Regions from separate parts of the Homo sapiens genome. Here region 1 is linked to region 2. A link is a loop called in an ENCODE intact Hi-C map of the cell type or tissue named here. Cell type or tissue: A673. All regions are shown on one strand.

Region 1 (4,000 bases), 83 kb before region 2:
TCCTGTGAAGAAAGCAAAGTAGGCAAAGGGGAAGAAAAGTGATGGAGGCTGCTAATTTAGTTAAGGCAGACTTTTCTGAGTAAGGGCTATTTAAGCAGAGTGATAAATGACACGAGGGCCCACCTGTGCAGCTACCCAGGGGAAGGTCATTCCAAGCAGAGGGAGCAGCAGTGAGAGTTTAAGGCATGACAAGGAGGCTGGAGAGGAGCTGATGAGGGGCAGGTGCAGTCTGAAAGATAAACAGAGCTGGGCACAGTGGCTCAAGCCTGTAATCCCAGCACTTTGGGAGGCCGAGGTGGGAGGATTGCTTGAGTCCCAGAGTTCCAGACCAGCCTGCACAACATGGTGAAACCCTGCCTCTACTGAAGATACAAAAAATTAGCCGGGCATGATGGCACGTGCCTGTAATCCCAACTACTCAGGAGGCTGAGACAGGAGAATCACTTGAACCTGGAGGCGGAGGTTGCAATGAGCTGAGATCGCGCCATTGCACTCCAGCCTGGGTGATAGGGCGAGACTCTGTCTCAAAAAAAAAAAGAAAAAAAAAAAAAGAAAAGAAAGAAAGAAAAAGAAAAAAAGAACAAAAAAATAAATGCCAATTAGCTGGGCATGGAGGGGCACACCTGTAGTCCCAGCTACTCAGGAGGCTGAGGTAGGAGGATTGCTTGAGCCCGTCAGGTCAAGGCTGCAGTGAGCCATGATTGCACCACTGCACTCCAGCCTCGGTGATAGAGTGAGACCCTGTCTCAAAAACAAAACAAGGCCAGGTGCAGTGGCTCATGCCTATAATCCCAGCACTTTGGGAGGCCGAGATGGGTGGATCACCTGAGGTCAGGAGCTTGAGACCAGCACCAGTCTAGCCAACATGGCAAAACCCTGTCTCTACTAAAACTACAAAAATTATCTGGGCCTGGTGACATATGCCTGTAATCCCAGCTTCTTGAGAAGCTGAGGCAAGAGAATCGCTTGAACCCGGGAGGCAGAGATTGCAGTGAGCTGAGTGCACCACTGCGCTCCAGCCTGAGCAACAGAGCAAGACTCCATCTCAAAAAATAAAAAATAAATAAGTGAATAAATAAATATTGAAAACAAAAACTAAAAAGATAAACAAGGGCAGGGAAGGTTACCCACAGGCCCCGATCCTGTCTTGCTGTCTTTGGTTTTACTCTGAGTGGGAATAACTGCAGGGTTTGAGCAGCGGCATGACATCATCTGACTTGCTTTTAAAGGGATCACTCTAGAAGCCAGGTAGAGAATAAACTACAGGAAGACACGAGGTAGAAACAGGGTGAGGCTCACACGAAGGAGCTTCTTGACTTCAACACTGACAGGCACCCTGCAGATGAGGGTCTGGAAACCCAGGCCTCCTGCCCTCGCCTGCTCTGATGGAATATCTGCCAAGCCAAGTCCAATGGCAGGAGGAGCTAGGGGGCCCAAGGACAAGCTGCCCTTCATAAGAGCAGGGACCCTGCCTCCTCAGCCCCTCTTCTCCACTGCAATATTTGCTCTCTCATGACCAGACACGGAAGCCCTGACCACCGGTAGCTTTGCAGGTGTGGAGGGGTACCTGGGGACAGCTCCCAAGGGCAGGTGCTCCGGGTCAGCTCCTGATTCCAAGGAGAAGGGTGCGGAGTGGCCACTAGGTGACAGCATTGCTCCGCTGAGAAGGCGGCCACGCGCTCCACGGAGTTGGGTGTGTTGAAATCCCAGAAAGAAGGGGCTTCATGGGAAGTCTCAAAACCTCCCTCAGCCCCCTCGCTTTCATGGATGAGGATGGCAGTGAGGAATATGGTGGTGAATTCAGGAATTTCCAAGACAATAAATACTTTTCACATCAATCGCTTCATGTGACCCTTACAGCAAATACTGTGAGCTGGTCCATGGAGGCCTGTTAGTCCACTTTGCAGTGAGAACAGAGGCCCAGAGAGAGCACCGTGGCTGCCGAGCCCGGCCTTCTTCCGAGCTGTTCACCCCTTCCAGAATTGGGCCCAGTGGCAGGGCAGACAGTGGAGGTGGGGGGAGTGAGAAGTCCCTTTACCTGTGTCTGGTGTACAGATCGAGAGCAGCGCTCATAGTTTGGAAGTGGGGGGAGTGAGAAGTCCCTTTACCTGTGTCTGGTGTACAGGTCGAGAGCAGCGCTCATAGTTTGGAGGTGGGGGGAGTGAGAAGTCCCTTTACCTGTGTCTGGTGTACAGGTCGAGAGCAGCGCTCATAGTTTGGAGGTGGGGGGAGTGAGAAGTCCCTTTACCTGTGTCTGGTGTACATACAGATCGAGAGCAGCGCTCATAGTTTGGAAGTGGGGGGAGTGAGAAGTCCCTTTACCTGTGTCTGGTGTACAGGTCGAGAGCAGCGCTCATAGTTTGGGACCCTTTAAGGACCCTCCAGGAGCCGCTCACATCAGTTGATGGAGGGGTATCTAAATTCAACACACATAAAGTCAAAAGTGGCAGCAAAGGAGGAATTATATTTGTCACCGCCTCTCTGTATAAACACGCCACTAATGGTGTCATTATTCATTATCATGCAAAAAAGTGGGGGTGGCTTCCTTTGTGCCTCCCCCAACAGACCTAGTCAACCCCCATATTATAAAGCATCCTATTCCTCTCCTTCAGCACAGAACTAAAGGAAATCTGTTTAACATTCTTTGGTTTTATGTTGTTGTTTTGAGACAGAGTCTTACTGTGTCGCCCAGGCTGAGCACAAACATAGCTCACTGTAGCCTTGACCTCCTGGGCTAAATCGATCCTCCCACTTCAGCCTCCCTAGTAGCTGGGACTACAGGCATTTGCCACCATGCCTGGTTAATTTTAATTTTCTTAGAGATGAGGGTCGCAATAGGTTGCCCAGGCTGGTCTCAAACTCCTGGCCTCAAGAGATCCTCCTGCCTAGGCCTCCCAAAATGCTGGGATTACAGACATGAGCCACCGTGCCCCGCCAGCATTCTCTTAAGTAACTATGGGATTAATGTCGGTCCCTTCCACCAAACTGCTAGCTTCAAAAGAACAGGAACTGGTCTCTGTGCTCGGCACTACAACCTCAGCTCCCAGGACTGTGTGATGCATAGAAAGTGTACAGTAACATGAGTTAATGAATGCGCAAATGTCCTGGCCTAATGTCATGGCCTCCAAGAGGTCTCTCCTGCCGCAAGGTTTTGCAGAGTCCACAGCAAACGGCAATCTGTTGCTGCATCGGGGCCAACTGCCTTCCATGAACCCGGAACTGAAGTCGGTTCCAAGTGAAAAGCTTCCCCGGGTTTGGGCCCGTTCCCCCAGCTGATGGGCAGATAGAGCAGAATGGGAGATGACCCAGCGAGGCTGGCCCCAGCCCCACTCCCGCTCCCCAGCCCATTCACTGGCTGGGAGTCCTGCCCAGGCTGCAGGATGGAGAAGCCGGGAGAGCCTTGCTCGTAAATTACATTTTAGACAGTCTGCTGGGAAGATTAGAATCACACTGGTTTGGAGCCAGGGCTTTCCAGAGTGTCCCTGCAGGAAAAGAGGATCCGGGATAAACAGTGAAAGGGAAAGAGAGAAGGGGAGGGGAAGGGGGAGAAGGAGGTGGCCAGGGAGAGGGAAGAGGGAGGGAGAGAAGGAGAGGGAAGGGAGAGTAAAAAAAAAAAAAAAAAAAAAACAGAGAGACAAAAGACAGGGAGAGAGGGGTGGGGGCGGCGTGTACAACCAGGGCAGTGAAGACCAGAAGCCACAGAGAAGGGCCAGGGGAGACAGAGCTGGACAGAAGGAGCCAAGATTCCTACACAGGCAGGTGGGCTGGCACCACTCCCTCTGCCTCTTGCAGTTTTCCCAATCCTGGGTGCTGAGGGGAGCATGTCCCCAGCGTCTTTCTCTGGCAGAGAAGACTGATGGCCTCACTGGTCCTCAATAACAAGGGAGAAGGATTCTTCCCAACCACAGCCCAGACTGGGGAAGACGTTTCCCCAAGGTCACACAGCAAACCTGGTGGTGGATCCGAGGACTTCAGGTGCTAGGCCGCCACTAAATGCTGT
Region 2 (4,000 bases):
GTGGCCTTCACACCCAGCCCCACTGGGGGATGCTGCATGGGTTCACAGAGCCCCATCTTCAGGGTAGAGTGAGCCCCAGGTTTAAGTCCTTCTTCATGGCTGAGCCCGGAAGCAGGGAGTTACATGGACAGAGGGACGAGGCCCAAAGCCATTTTCCATCTCCACCTCCAAACAACTTTCCAACTGGACACAGCCCCTGTGTCTCCCAGGGCTCCAGCACTGAGGAGGGGTGAGGGCGTGGGGAGGGGGAGAAGGAGGGTCCCGCAGGCTTGGCCTCTCAGGCATATGGTCCTTTCACAGCCGCTTTGTGGGGCGCGGATGGGTGGTCAGGCTGCCTTTTCCTTTCCATGCCGGGCAGCTTCATCTGGCCACTGGAGCCCCAGCTGCTGCTCTTTCCCCTCTGCTGATTTTGAGACCTCTCCTTAGGCCTCCCCTGCTCCAGCTTCCTGGGCGTCTGTCTTCCTCTGGCCCCTTAGTGCCTCTAGCATTTATGCTACAGCTGAATCACTTACCTGAGACCACCTGGCCCCCTCTTCTCTGTAGGTACGTTTTGCATCCAGGACAGATTTCTGGGAAAAGGATGGGATGGGATGGACGTGGGGTCTGTAGGCATGGCTTGGGGATCTGCAAAGCCTCCACCGTGGAAGAATAAGGAAAGGATGACAAAGGCATGTTCATTCATTCAGTCAGTTGTTCATTCATTCAGGCATTTGTTCATTCATTCATCCATGCATTCATTCCTTGCCTTTGTGTTTTGCGCCAGGCAACTGTGCTTGCCTCTGAGGGATACAGAAGTAAAATAGGTCCACACTACATGGAGGGGCCAATAATAACAATAGCAGCAATAATAATCGCTAACATGGATTGGGTGCTTACTGAGTACCTGGAACTGTTCTTGCCTTGCAGTAATTCCTTTCATCTTTGTGCATGACAACTCTGTGGGGTTGGTACTATTCTTGTCCTCATTTTACAGATGAGGAAATTGAGGCCCAGAGGGATGAAGTTACTTTCCTAGGTTAGTGGGGGGCTGGGACAGTTGTATCAAGGGTACCTCTGTCTGTGTATTTCTCAAGGTTCCCACCCCTGGAGCTGCATCAGTACCCTAGGGAATAGGCAGGATGGCAGCTCTTATTCCCAGGGGGATGGATAAGCAAATAGAGATTCCAAGAGGACAAGTGACAAGTGACATGCTCAGGGTCACACAGCAGGTCATGGATGAGCCCAGAGTGCCAACTCCCCACCTGCCAGGCTTCTGTTCTGAAGGAGAGGAGAGACTGGGTCTGGGATTGGTGGCTGGCAGGCTGGCCAGCCCAGGAGCGCCTGTCACACACAAGGCTGGGAGCTCAGCCTCCATCTAGTTTTCCTCACCTCCCCTCCTCCTTTCTGTCTCCCATCACTCTCACCATTTAGAAATAACAAGAACGAGGCTCAGGACTTAAACATACCCAGGAGTTATGGCTGGTAGGAGGCAGATTCCGAACTCAAACCCAGGTCCGTCTGACCTCACTGCCTCTACTCTTCTCACCTCTCCCCCAGTGCCAGCCCTTGCTACCTCCACCACACTTTGTAAGATAGGACCAAGCGGGCAAGCCCTTCAGGAGCAGCATAGTGACCTCTGCTCTGCCCAGCACAATCGTTGCTCTCCCTGCTGCTTAAATAACTTGGATGAGTAAATGATTGAAATAACCCATGAGAGAAGTGAATGAGAACTAGTGAGTAATTTCAAGATGGACTTAAAGTCACAGGAAGAGTGTAAAAGATTTTGAGCCGGGCGCGGTGGCTCACGCCTGTAATCCCAGCACTTTGGGAGGCTTTGGGAGGCTAAGGTGGGCAGATCACCTGAGCTCAGGAGTTCAAGACCAGCCTGACCAACATGGAGAAACCCACTCTCTACTAAAAATACAAAGTTAGCCAGGCATGGTGGCACATGCCTGTAATCCCAGCTACTCGGAAGGCTGAGGCAGGAGAATCGCTTGAACCTGGGAGGCGGAGGTTGCGGTGAGCTGAGATTGTACCATTGCACTCCAGCCTGGGCAACAAGAGCAAAACTCCGTAAAAAAAAAAAAAAAAAAAAAAAAAAAGATTTTGAGCTGAGCTCCTCATAGAGTGGGCCTGCCCCTGCCCCCAAGGTGCCCTCTTAAAATGTCCCACCTCATCCTCCTCACTAATTCACAGCTGCCACCCCTTCCAAAACTCCATATTAGCTGCACAGGACACCAGCATGTTAAAGAGACCAAGTTAGAAGGGTCCTCATGATATCTTCAACTTCAACCTCTTGCTTCATCTCCCATATGTGCTTTGTGCTTGGTTCACAGCTTGGCGCAGAAGAAAGAGCTCTGGGTCTGCCACGAGAATACAGGGCTCTGAATTCTGTCCATGCAACTACACAGTACCATTTCCAGCAGTACTACTTCCTTCTTCCTAGAAAGGCTCTTTCCTGGCAGGAATGTATACACAGTGCCCTCTAGTGTCTAAGGACAGTACCATGCTGCTAGCAGAGAGCCAGGATCAGAGAATGCCCCACTGCAGTTTCCCCTTGCATCAGATTTTGTGGTGCAAATCATCTACCTAGGGCTTAGAATTTATTTTATTTTATTTTATTTTATTTTATTTTATTTTATTTTATTTTATTTTATTTTATTTTTATTTTTATTTTTTGATACGGCGTTTCATTCTTGTTGCCCAGGCTGGAGTGCAATGGTGCAATCTCAGCTTACTGCAACCTCTGCCTCACGGGTTCAAGTGATTCTTCTGCCTCAGCTGGGATTACAGGCATGCACCAACATGTCTGGCTAATTTTGTATTTTTAGTAGAGACGGGTTTCACCATGTTGGTCAGGCTGGTCTCGAACTCCTGACCTCAGATGATCCACCCACCTTGGCCTCCCAAAGTGCTGGGATTACAGGTGTGGGCCACTATGTCCGGCCGGGCTTAGAATTTTAAAATCCGGCCTGGTGGGGTTCGATGGGAGCTCCCTGGAGAAAAAGTTTTGTCAAGTTTTGTGAACAAGGTGAGAGTCCAACTCTGGCTTTCCTAAAGACACTCTCCTCCCTCCCTCCTCTCCTTGAGTTGGGAGAGTGAAATTGAACCTGTGGGGGTCTCTCAGTCACTGGGAGAGAGTGTAGGATTTGGAGTCAGACAGAGCATATTTGGATCCTCACATTGCCAATGCTTCCTAGCCCCCAGGAGGCCTCTGGGGCAGCCAGAGGACCTGGCCATGGAGCCTGAGGCCTAGGTTCTGGTTAGGGGCCGGTGGGACCCTTCAGACATCAGCATGGAGGAGTCTTGCCCTTTGCCAGCTGTTGGGCCCCATGGAGGGGGAGGAGCCATGTTGCCCCCTTTCTAGAATCTCCTTCGAGAAGAAGCAAGAAGTGTTCTCCCTGGATCAATGCCAGCTCACCCTGTCTTCTTCCCAGTGGAGAACTGGGGATGGGAGGAGCAGCCTGAAGTGGGCGGGACTCCAGCCCTAGAAAACCCCACATTAGAATCCCACCCTGCCACCTTCTGGCAGTGGCCCTGGGCAAGTCCCTGAGACTCTGAGCTGCCACCCCCTCCTCTGGGGCCAGCAACTTGGTGGTTTAGCCTTGGTCCAAGGGCTGGAGATAATGGACTCCCCAGATGTGCTGTGGCCTTAAGACATTCTCGGCCCCTCCTGGGTCTGCCTGGGAAGGGGAGAGAGGAGGTGCTGCCGGGCTGTGGGGGCGGGGTAGGCAGGACCTAGGGAGTTGATGGAGAACCCATCTTTCAAGGACTGGTCTCAAGGGGAATATGCAGAGCCCCCTCCCTGCTCCTGTACCCTCACTCAATCCCCTTCTCCACCTGTCCCTGCACAGCTGCCCAGCTGCCTGGGTGGGGCAGGGCACCTGGCTGGGGTCCCTGCTCACCAGGACAGGGGAGTACCTGTGTGGGGGAAGTGGATGGGGGTCAGGAAAGTGGTCAGCTACAGCCAGAAACCAGAGCAGGGCCAACTGGTCAGGCGGTTGACTCAGTGGCTCTATCC

The links. A loop is a pair of places that touch in the nucleus more often than their neighbours do. Peaks named below come from ENCODE experiments on the same cell type or tissue, not always from the same donor. Only the 100,000 strongest peaks of a DNase experiment are listed, where the experiment ranks them.
Region 1: it touches region 2 in a loop (11-fold over the local background); 30 of 110 quality-filtered maps call a loop at or near these places.

Annotation. Positions count from the first base shown.
Region 1 is chr1:18,595,947-18,599,946 of GRCh38, forward strand. No RefSeq gene overlaps it. Among named protein-coding and RNA genes, the nearest start is that of PAX7, 33 kb to the right of the region's middle. RefSeq lists an enhancer at 3,277-3,806. In A673, a CTCF peak has its summit at 1,636 (motif pointing right); a DNase peak (open chromatin) is centred at 1,675.
Region 2 is chr1:18,679,111-18,683,110 of GRCh38, forward strand. All of the region lies in intron 4 of PAX7 (paired box 7), which reads left to right. Among named protein-coding and RNA genes, the nearest start is that of PAX7, 50 kb to the left of the region's middle. In A673, a CTCF peak has its summit at 2,466 (motif pointing left); DNase peaks (open chromatin) are centred at 2,461 and 3,421; H3K27ac peaks cover 2,060 bases.